2 separate regions of the Homo sapiens genome follow, and region 2 is linked to region 1. The links are chromatin loops, found by intact Hi-C in ENCODE. Cell type or tissue: ascending aorta. All regions are shown on one strand. Each heading gives the region's core, and the rest is flanking DNA. Links, peaks and the distances in the headings are about the cores only. Region 1 has its middle 88 kb from the start of PPP1CB-DT. Region 2 holds the start of LOC100505774 (a long non-coding RNA gene).

The links. Peaks named below come from ENCODE experiments on the same cell type or tissue, not always from the same donor. Only the 100,000 strongest peaks of a DNase experiment are listed, where the experiment ranks them.
Region 2: a loop joins it to region 1, with 3 times the contacts of the local background. A loop is called at or near these places in 8 of 110 quality-filtered maps.

What each region holds. Positions count from the first base shown.
Region 1 is chr2:28,660,777-28,666,153 of GRCh38, reverse strand. No RefSeq gene overlaps it. Among named protein-coding and RNA genes, the nearest start is that of PPP1CB-DT, 88 kb to the left of the region's middle. In ascending aorta, for the core only: a CTCF peak has its summit at 2,568 (motif pointing left); DNase peaks (open chromatin) are centred at 913, 2,556, 3,343, 4,293 and 1 weaker place; H3K4me3 peaks cover 3,474 bases; H3K27ac peaks cover 5,000 bases.
Region 2 is chr2:28,733,281-28,738,657 of GRCh38, reverse strand. The region is part of intron 3 of PPP1CB-DT (PPP1CB divergent transcript); the gene reads left to right. It overlaps LOC100505774 (a long non-coding RNA gene), which reads left to right and starts at 2,453. Exons shown (of 2, transcript NR_145832.1): 1 at 2,453-2,631. In ascending aorta, for the core only: no CTCF peak of the experiment used is centred there; a DNase peak (open chromatin) is centred at 2,397; H3K4me3 peaks cover 3,429 bases; H3K27ac peaks cover 3,745 bases.

The DNA of each region.
Region 1 (5,377 bases), core at 268-5,267:
CATGGATGGAACTGGAAGCCATTATCCTCAGCCAACTAATGCAGGAACAGAAAACCAAACACGACATGTTTTCATTTATAAGTGGAAGCTGAACAATGAGAAGAACATGTAGACACAGGGAGGGGAACAACACACATTGGGGCCTATGTGGGGAATTGGGGAGGGAGAGCATCAGGAAAAATAGCTAATGCCTGCTGGCCTTAATACTTAAGTGATGGGTTGATCTGTGCAGCAAACCACCATGGCACACATTTTCCTGTGTAACAAACCTGCACTTGTACCCCAGAACTTAAAAACCCAAATGCCTTGAGGTGCACACGTTATTAGTCTGTTCATGTTAGCTTTGTTGTAAATGGGGGCTTGGAAAGAGGGAGTTCAGCTAAGTTTCTTTCACTTGGAAAGCTAGAGGCAATTTTCTTTCTTTTCTTTTAGTAAGAGAGAATCTATGTCAGATATTCTATCCTGGAGATCAAGTTCAGTCCTCTGGGCACAGTCTGGTCACACAATATCCATCGCAATTACAGGAGAGGTTGGGATCTGGGCTTCATCCACAACATTGATCGTGGACAAACAGTCTAGCTCTGGTTTCATGTTAGGAGGAGCCGAGGTGGAGTGTGGGCTCAGGCACTCAGGCAGCCCATCCACTCTGTACCACAAGTTCAAGACAACTCAGTGATTTATTCCCCTCTGTAGGAATACATTTCTGAAATTTCTGCCTCATAGCCAAGACATGAATTTGGATTCTGCTGCTTCAAACAGCCCTGCTTGCTCAGTGTTCTCCCCCTGTCCCCACCGGAGTTTGAGCTGCATTTGCTGCTGTTGGCAGAATCTGCCAGAGGAAGGGGAGGGCCTGTGGACCTTCAAAATGTAATTCAACTGCAGGGTTGCCTGGCACAGCAGAGCATCACAGCTGTACTTAATCTTCCTGGAGCAGAGCAGCTGGAGGCCTCCCAGCGTCCTGGCGCCTGTGGGCGGATGATTGGCTTGCCCCAACTATGCATTTGAGCCAAAGAGTGTTCAAAAGGAAAAGTCAACGTTGCAAAGCTATAGCTGTTCCTAAGTGCTGTGTGTGAGGGGTGTGTGATGTGTGTGTGTCATCCTGGCTTTAAACAAACTTTTGAGAGCTGTAGTATGCTCAGTTGTTTTTGCTACACAGACTGGTAAAATACATGTGGAGATTTCTGAAAGAAACAGGAGAAAAAAATGGTAGGAAAGAATATAGGAGCCCTCTTTGGGGTCAGACAATTCTGGAAGAGGAGAAAGAAGAGGAGGGGAGAGGAAAAGTAGAGAAGAGAGAGGACAAGGAGGAGAGGGTGGCCAGGAAGAGAGGCCCCAGCTCAGCAATTGTCAGGTTCCAGCCCCAGCTGAGATCCGAGGGGAGTGGGTGGATGGGGCAAGGTGTGGGGGTTGCTGGAAGAACACTCGAGGAGTGGGTGGACGGGGCGGCGGGCGGCGGTGGCTGAAAGAACACTTGAGAGACAGCAGGTAAATCAGACGTGGCTTTATTCAGCATCTCTCATCAGCTGTTCACTTATACTGTCCGCTCTGTCTAGGCTGCTTACTCTGGCCACTCCCACACAGAGCTGCACAGCCGGCTCTCGTTTGCCTTCAGGGTCAGCAGCTTAATTCTTTCTCTGGGCACGAGCAGCCTGAGCTGTGTCCTGGCTCCCCTCTGTTCATCTGCAAAGACGGACAGCTCTGTCTCTCTCTTTCTCTGGGTTCCAGCACGCCTGTACAGTGTCAGCAAGGCAATTATGTCTTTACAGACAATAGTGGCTTAGAGCCAAGTGATAAGCCTTCCCGTGTTATGGCTACATGGCTGTGATAACAGGTGGAGTTATACGCCTGCACTGTAAACTCGCTGAGTCACTCTGGATGTATACCTCGGCCTGTGCTTGACCAAAGCACAGCCATGTTCCTTGCAGCAATTCAGCTCCGCGTACTGTGCCGTCACTGTATTCCAGTACCTGTAACCTAAACAGCTTTCTGTGCCCTGCTATTCAACGAGGTGTCTTCAGGGGAAGGTGTCATGATGAATGTCCAGTGCTCTGGGCATCTCCGAGTTCAGCCAGGTAAGCATCTGCCCTAGCAGATGGGCTATGACCATGATCTTGGTTTTCACTTCTTTTGACAACATTGCCATAAGCTCTTTGAGGACCTAGACTGTCAGTGTTATTTACTGCCATATCCGCAGTGTCTAGCATGAGGCAGGTGCATAGTAAGTATCTGTTGAATGAACAGGAATGAATATTCAATTGAATACTGTGGAAAAAAGAACACCAGAGACCAATGAGGGACTTTAAGCACAGACACAACACTTGATATCAGTGCCTCTTAAATTTTAATGTGCATATTAATCTCCTGAGGATCTTGTTAAAGTCCCTCATGGGCCTCACTTGAGAAGCTGCTAGAAAGGCTGAAGGTGGCTTCACCAGAAAGTGGAAGATTGTAGGTTGGAACTCAAGTTTAGATCCCGGCCTTGTCTGTAGCCTCTTGAGCTCTGTAGTCCAGTGACCCAGCACCAGACAAAAAGAAAAAGCCAGCTTTTCCTCTCCTCCCTCTGCTGGTGCCCTGGGACACTTCTATAGTAAAGAGGTTTTCCTGCAGCCTGTACTGTGCACTTGTTGTGATTAAAGCCTTCTTGAATTCCAGGGAGGTGAGCAATAGAGTCCCATGGGCATAGAAGGCCAATGATCATTTTGCTAGGGGTCTTTGCCATCTTCTGGGCTCTTTGAGGTCCAAGGTTCTTGTCTAGCTTGGATATTAATTCTGGTGATTTGGGACAGACTCACTTATTCTCTTCTGGAATCCTAGTTATACATAACTATCAACAACACCTCCATCTCCACCTACATTTTACTACTGCTGCCTCTACCCCTTCTGCAGCTCCACCACCTCCAGCTTGCATTCATACAGTGCTTTGGCAGTTTTAATACTGCTGTCACTTCAGCCTATGAAGTAGGCACCATTATCACCATTTGAAAGAAGTATAAGGGCCCGAGAAACTAAGTCCTACGTCTGAGGTCTCACAGCTGGTGAGTGGCAGGGCTGCAGCTCAGATCAGTCTTCTGACTCCTGAGCAAATGCTGTTACTCGCTCCCCCGAGTGTTGACGCTGAGGGGGTGCCACATCCTCCCTCCGCAGTCTCGTCACCAGGTCTTCAGCTTGTACTCTGGTCGGGGGCTGGAGAAAGACTCCTCCTGCCCTAGGCACGGTGCTGATCTCATCCAGAGAGGGAACTCAAGCCTCCCTGGGCACAGTGGTCAACCCCGGCTGGTTTATGGCCATGCTTCTGTGCCGAAGCAGCCACTGAATGGGTCACTTCACTCACACAAACTCAACTCACTGGAATGGATGGGGGTGTGGCCAGTGATGTCACCATCACTTCATAGCTTAAACTTGTAGAGTCAACCTTTGAAAAACATTGATTTATGTCTCAAAATAAATCAACAACTGCCTCACTCTGGCCCCATCCTGACTCTGTGATGTGGACAGAAAGACACAAAGTCATAAAGCACTGATAATAAGCACCTTGCTTTGTTTTGGTGATGTGCACTTTCAAAAAGCCCATAATACTTTATTTCATCTTAATCCTCCGAATGCCTCCTTTTAAGGTAGCCAGGGACAGGTAGTATTCTCACTTTATAGATGGGAAAACTGAGGTTCAGAGAGGTTAAAGGTCACAGGTCTAGGACCAGCATGTAAATAGTCTGCCTCCAATTCTTTTGACCACATTGTACACATTGGAGTTGATGCCTGCCTTGGACACAGTGTTGCCATCCAGCAGAGACTCCACCCAAGCCCTGACAGATTTATTACTAGCAATTTGTCATTGCTTATTTTATTATCAAAAAAATGCAACTCTTTAGAAAAACATCTGAAGATTAACCAACAAAGTGTGCAGAGAGCTGAGCTGGCATTGGAGTGATGAGATATTATGCCCACAGGAGGGGCAGGGCTGTTTCTAGATGGGAGGGGCACAGGTACTGGAAACCAGTAGATCAGAGGTCACACCCAGAGATGGAGGGAGCAGCAGGTAGAGGTGTGCCAACCGGCAGGCCTGGAAGAAGCAGATCAGGTCCAAAGTCTGAGTTTTAAGAAGCCAGGCTCAGAATTCTCCAGGAAAAATGGTCAGGGACTCATATCTGGCAACAAACAGAGACTGGGCAAAAAAACCAGAGGGAGTCTAGGCAAGAGACCAAGAATACCAAGAGTGGAGCCTGATACTGAGCCTTGCATAGAGCAGAGGCTGTTTCTAGGCTTCCTGTCCAAAACAGAACTAGGTTTAAGTGTTTACATTGGCCCGAGTCCATGGAGGAAGGCAGGCCGGTCAGTGGACGGCAGTGAGAGCCCAGGGAAGTTCCAGACAGATGATTTTTGTAGGCTGTGTTTCCCAAGCTGACATCCTGCAGAACAGAATGTCTCCGTAGAATGCAGAATGCAGAACAGAGCATCTCTGCAGGATGCTCTGTGTCAAGAAGGGTCTGTGCTCAATAAAGATGGGAAATACTGGACCCAGCGAAGTTCAACAGGTTCCTTTATTACAACATTTCTCTGCATCTTAAAGAAATGCACTGTGTGTTTCCAAGGGAAAGCTATTGAAAGCAGGGTTTTCCAAGCTTTTTTGACCTTGGTCCACATATTAACATCTGGAACACAGTTTGGGAAAGTCAGTCCAACCCTTCCTTTCCTGGGCCAGTGGTCACACCTGCAACACTATCTGCTTTCTGTACCTGACCCCTGGCCTTTTCCCTTACCATGACTATCCTGGAGGAAGGGGTTGGGTTAGACACTTGAATAAAATAGTACTGTGATTTTAAGAATTAGTCCACCCTTTCACCTCTGATTTGGTGTGTTTCCTTCCAATTTTTTTTTTTTTTTTTTTTTGAGACAGAGTCTCTGTCACCCAGGCTGGAGTGCAGTGGCCTGATCTCGGCTTACTGCAACCTCCACCTCCTGGGTTCAAGTGATTCTCCTGCCTCAGCTTCCCAAGAAGCTGGGATTACAGGCGCCCACCATCATGCCCAGCGAGTTTTTGTATTTTTATTAGAGACCAGGTTCCACCATGTTGGCCAGGCTGGTCTCAAACTCCTGACCTCAAGTGATCTGCCCACCTCCGCCTCCGCCTCCCAAAGTGCTGGGATTACAGGTATGAGCCAATGTGCCTGGCTGCCTAGAGGCTTTTAAAATCCAGATTGCTGGGGCCGGGCATGGTGGCTCCTGCCTGCAGTCCTAGCACTTTGAGAGGCAGAGGTGGGTGGATTGCCTGAGCTCAGGGGTTCGTGACCAGCCTGGGCAACATGGGGAGATCCCTTCTCTACTAAAAATACAAAAAATTAGCTGGACGTGCTGGCTTGGGCCTGTAATTCCAGCTACT
Region 2 (5,377 bases), core at 308-5,307, 72 kb before region 1:
ATCAATAGAAGAGAGTATAGAGTTCAGAAATAGACTCACATATATATAGTGGGGAAAAGATGGTCTTTTCAATAAATGATTCTGGAGTAATTGGATAGTCTTATAAAAAAATAATGAGCTTTGGCCTTTTTTCATACCATATGTGAAAAATTAACTTGAGATGGATCATAGACCTAAATGGCAAAACAATAAAGCTTCTGAAGAATACATGGAAGAATATCTTCATGACTTTATGGCAGTCAAAGATTTCTTTTTTCTTTTTTTTTTTTGAGATGGAGTCTCTATTGCCCAGGATGGAGTGCAGTAGTGTGATCTCGGCTCACTGCAACCTCCGCCTCCCAGGTTCAAGCGATTCTCCTGCCTCAGCCTCCTGGGCAGTTGGGATTACAGGTGCCTGCCACCACACCCAGCTAATTTTTGTATTTTTAGTAGAGACGGGGTTTCACCATGTTGGCCAGGCTGGTTTTGAACTCCTGACCTCAAATGATCTGCCTGCCTCGGCCTCCCAAAGTGCTAGGATTACAGGCGTGAGCCATGACACCCAGCCAGATTTCTTAAACAAGGTACAAAAACCAAAAACAAACAAACAAAAAAACTAACCATAAAAGGAAAGATTGATAATTGGATTCATTAAAAATAAGAACTTTTTCGAAAGGGCAAGTCACAGACTGAGAGAAAGTATTTGCAATCCACCTCTCTCTTTCTCTCTCCAATGAAGAATTTAAATTCTATAAACCAATAAGGAAAAGACAGACAACCCAATTATAAAATGGGCAAAACACTTGAACAAGCATTTCACAGAAGAGGATGTCCAAATATCTAGTAAGTATGTGAAAAAGGTACTTAAGACATCATTAGTCACCAGGCAAATGCAAATGCAAATCACAATGAGATACCAACCCACACTCTCCACAATGGCTAAAATTAAAAAGACTGATGATATCAAGTGTTGATGAGGATATAGAGCAATTAGAACTTCTACACATTGCTGGTGGGACTGTAAAATGGTGCAACCACTTTGGAAAACTGGCACATCTATGAAAGCTAGATCGAAGCTTTCTCTGTGGTTTAGCACTTCCACTCCTAGGTATATACCCCCAAAAATGAATGCATATGACCATTAAAATATGTGGACAAAATGTTCATGACAGTTTTATTTTTAATAACCAAACTTTGGAAATAAGCCAAATAAGTCTCAGTGGGGAACTAATAAATTATAGTGTATTCATGTGGTAGAATTTTACACAGTAAAAACAGACAAAAAAACCATCTACTACTACATGTAACAACATGGATAAACCCCACAGACATTATGAGTGAACAAAGACAGACTTAAAAAGTATATATGGGCTGGGAACGGTGGCTTGCATCTGTAATCCTGTACTTTGGGAGGCCAAGGTGGGAGGTTTGCTTAAGCCCAGGAGTTCAAGACCAGCCTGGACAACATTGTGAGACCCCATCTATACCAAAAGTAAAATAAAAAAATTTAGCCAGGCATGTTGGCATGTACCTATGGTCTCAGCTACCCAAACCAGGGAGGTTGAAGCTGCAGTGAGCTGTGATCATGCCACTGCATTCCAGCCTGGACAATAGAGTGAGACCCTTTTTCAAAAAAAAGTACATATGATTTCATTTTTATGAAATTCAAAATAGGTAAAACTAATCAAAAGTGATATAAGTCAGAATAGGGTTTATCTCTGGGTCATAGGGATATTGGCTGGGAAGGGACGAATGAGAACTTTTTGGAGTGCTGGAATGTCCTGTTTTTCTTTTTGTCTTTTTGTTTGTTTGTTTTGTTTTAAGATATGATCTTGCTCTGTCACCCAGGCTGAAGGGAAGTGGCGTGAACATGGCTCAGTGCAACCTCCACCTCCCGGACTCAAGTGATCTTCCCATCTCAGCCTCCTAAGTAGCTGGGACCATAGGTGTGTGCCACCATGCCCGGCTAATTTTTAAATTTTTTGTAGAGATGGTGTCCCACTATGTGGAGTCTTCTTCATATTGATCAAAGTGGCAGTTAAACAAGAATATAATTACATAAAAGTGTACCAAAATGTATATTTAAGATTGGTGCACATTGCTGTATATATTATACTTTGATAAAGAGTATTACAGAAAATTTTAATTTTCTTCTTTTTGCTGTTTTCTAAATGGTCACACCTTTTTCTCGGCTATATTTCCAAAAGTCTAAACTGAAACATAAATTATAATGAGAAGAAAAACAATAAAGGTTATTATTTTTAAAACACTAGAGCTGAATCTCAGCTACCTATCTAGATCTCTTGGCCTGAGCCCTGGACCCAGCTAAAAATAGTTCAGAGCCTTGCCAGCTGGGAGCTGGGCTATGTTTAGCAGAAACTGGCACACGAGTGAAATGGGGTGGAGCCAAGTAGACACTTTGGATCCGGTAGGCATAGCTCTCCCACAGGAGACTGTTTAGGCCATGCCTGGCATCAGTAACTCAGGCTGTTTCCCACACTACAGGCCAGCACTGTGGGCTCTCAGTTTATTGGGAAATGGAAATAAGAGGGAAGGACAAAAGTCCACTGGGAAGCAGACTGGACAGAAAGGAACTCTGAGCAGCTAAACTCTGACTAATCCCAGGGTATACCTGCGTTTTCTCTTCACCAGGTTAGACTTTTAATTACTGATTTGGTAAATTTGGATTCCTTTTTCAACAACTCATGTAAAAATGTTATGTTTATGTTTGGGGAGGCTGGGTGCGGTGGTTCATGCCTGTAATCTCAGCACTTTGGGAGGCCGAGACGGGTGGATTGTTTGAGGTCAGGAGTTCAAGACCACCCTGGCCAACATGGCGAAACACTGTCTCTACTAAAAATACAAAAATTAGCCAGCTGTGGTGGCACACGCTTGTAATTCCAGCTACTCAGGAGGCTGAGGCAGGAGAATCTGTTGGACCGGGGAGGCGTAGGTTGCAGTGAGCATAGATCCTGCCACTGTACTCCAGCCTGGGCAACAGAGCAAGACTGTAAAAAAAAAAAAAAAAAAAAAAGTTATATTTATGTTTGGGGAAAGCAGGTGCAGAATTATTTAGATTGCAACCATAAAAAGTTCCCTGGGTGGTTTTGCTGCCAAATCAGCTTAACCTGGGGAATTCACTTCAGGTAACCTCCTCCTCCTTTCCTGTGGTCATCCAAAAGGCAGGGATGGCTAGTATAATTATCCACATCACAGGGATGCTTAGAGGCTTAATTAATGTTCATAACCCACTTTGAAGTATTCAGATGAAGAGACAGTTGACAGAAATGGTGGTGTTCTAAGTTCTACTTACAAACTCTGGCAAGTTACAAAGCAAATTTTGAAGTTGTTTTTTGGTACTCTACTTCCAAATATACTGGCATGGCAACTCCAAGATCCTCCCTCATTTAGTTAGAATCACTGCCACCCAGACAATTTAGAGGACTCTATTTCTACATTTTATTCACTTTAATTTTTTAAAATTTTAAAATTTTTTATTTTTTATTTTTTTTGAGATGGAGTCTTGCTCTGTGGCCCACGCTGGAGTGCAGTAGTGCAATCTCGGCTTACTACAACCTCTGCCTCCCAGGTTCAAGTGATTCTCCCACCTCAGCTTCCCGAGTAGCCAAGATTACAGGCATGCGCCACCATGCCTGGCTAATTTTTTTGTATTTTTAGTAGAGATGGGGTTTCGCCATGTTGCCCAGGCTAGTCTCGAACTCCTGACCTCAGGAGATTCGCCCACCTTGGCCTCCCAAAGTACTGGGATTATAGGCGTAAACCACTGTGCCCAGCCATTTTGTTCATTTTTAAAAGGAAAGTATAAATATGAGGTGATTTATAACAAGTGGCATTTGGAGGAATGACACTAAACAAGTTGGTATGTTGCTATTGTCAGCAAATAGAGAACTTTTAGCCCACAACTAAGATGCAAAACAACTTTCAAGATAGGGAAAAAATGTGCCAAACTCTGATCAAATGTAAGCCTTAAGCCAAACACTATGAATACCATTAGAAACTTTTTTTTTTCTTTAGAGACAGGGTCTCGCTTTGTTGCCCAGGCTGGAGTACAGTGGTGTGATCATAGCTCACTCCAGGCTTGAATTCCTGGGCTCAGGCGATCCTCTCACCTCAGCCTCCCAAGTAGTTAGGACTATAGGCACATGACTTTTAAAAATATTTTGGACAGATGAGGTCTTGCTGTGTTGCCCAGGCTGGTCTCAAACCCCTGGCCTTAAGTGGTCCTCCTGCCTCAGCCTTCCAAAGCACTGGGATTACAAGTATGAATCACAATGTCTGTACTGGAAACCTTTCTAAAATAAATCCATCCTGCTTCATAATGTGGAGATGGCTTAGGATACTATCTTTTCCATTCTTGAGAGGGAGAAACCCTGAAATATTGTCAATAAAAACCGATCTGGGAGATGGCACTAAGACTCTGTCAAGGGTGTAGTCTCCCTTTATGTAGTAATCAATGCATTAGGTTTTGCTTGATTAAAAAAAAATCAAGTCTGTGAGCAAACAAAAATGTGGTGGGCTGAATAATGAAAATGAAAATGATGGGCCGGGCATGGTGGCTCACGCCCGTAATCCCAGCACTTTGGGAAGCCAAGGCAGGGGAATCACCTGAGGCCAGGAGTTCGAGACCAGCCTGGCCAACATGATGAATCCCCGTCTCTACTAAAAATACAAAAATTAGCCAGGCATGGTGGCATGCGCCTCTAGTTCCAGCTACTTAGGAGGCTGAGGCAGGAGAATCGCTGAACCGGGAAGGCAGAGATTGCAGTGAGCTGAGATGGCGCCACTGCACTCCAGCTTGGGCAACAGAACGAGACTTCATAAAAAAAAAAAAAAAAAGATGATGCTAATGGTGAAAATACTAATAGCCATCATTGAGGGCTTACTAGGTGCTAGACACTGTTCTAAGAGCTTTATATGTCTTGACTCATCTGATCCCACCAATAACCCTGGAAGATAGAACCTACTATTATCCTTATTTTGTGGACAAAGAAACTGAGACGTAGAGAAGTTCAGTAACGCTAACTTGCTTATGGTTATACAGCTTACCAGCTAGCAGTGGTTTTCAAAACACTATTGTGCATTACACTTCTCCAGAAAGCTAGTTAAAATTCATATCTTAGCTCAAGACCAGACCTTCTGATTAGAAGTGTGAGATGGGGTCTAGAAAAGTGCATTTTGGCTGGGCACGGTGGCTTACGCCTGTAATCCCAGCACTTTGGGAGGCCAAAGCAGGCAGATCACGAGGTCAGGAGATTGAGACCATCCTGACCAACACGGTGAAACCCCATCTCTACAAAAATACAAAAATTAGCTGGGTGTGGTGGCACATGCCTGTAGTCCCAGCTACTCAGGAGGCTGAGGCAGGAGAATCCCTTGA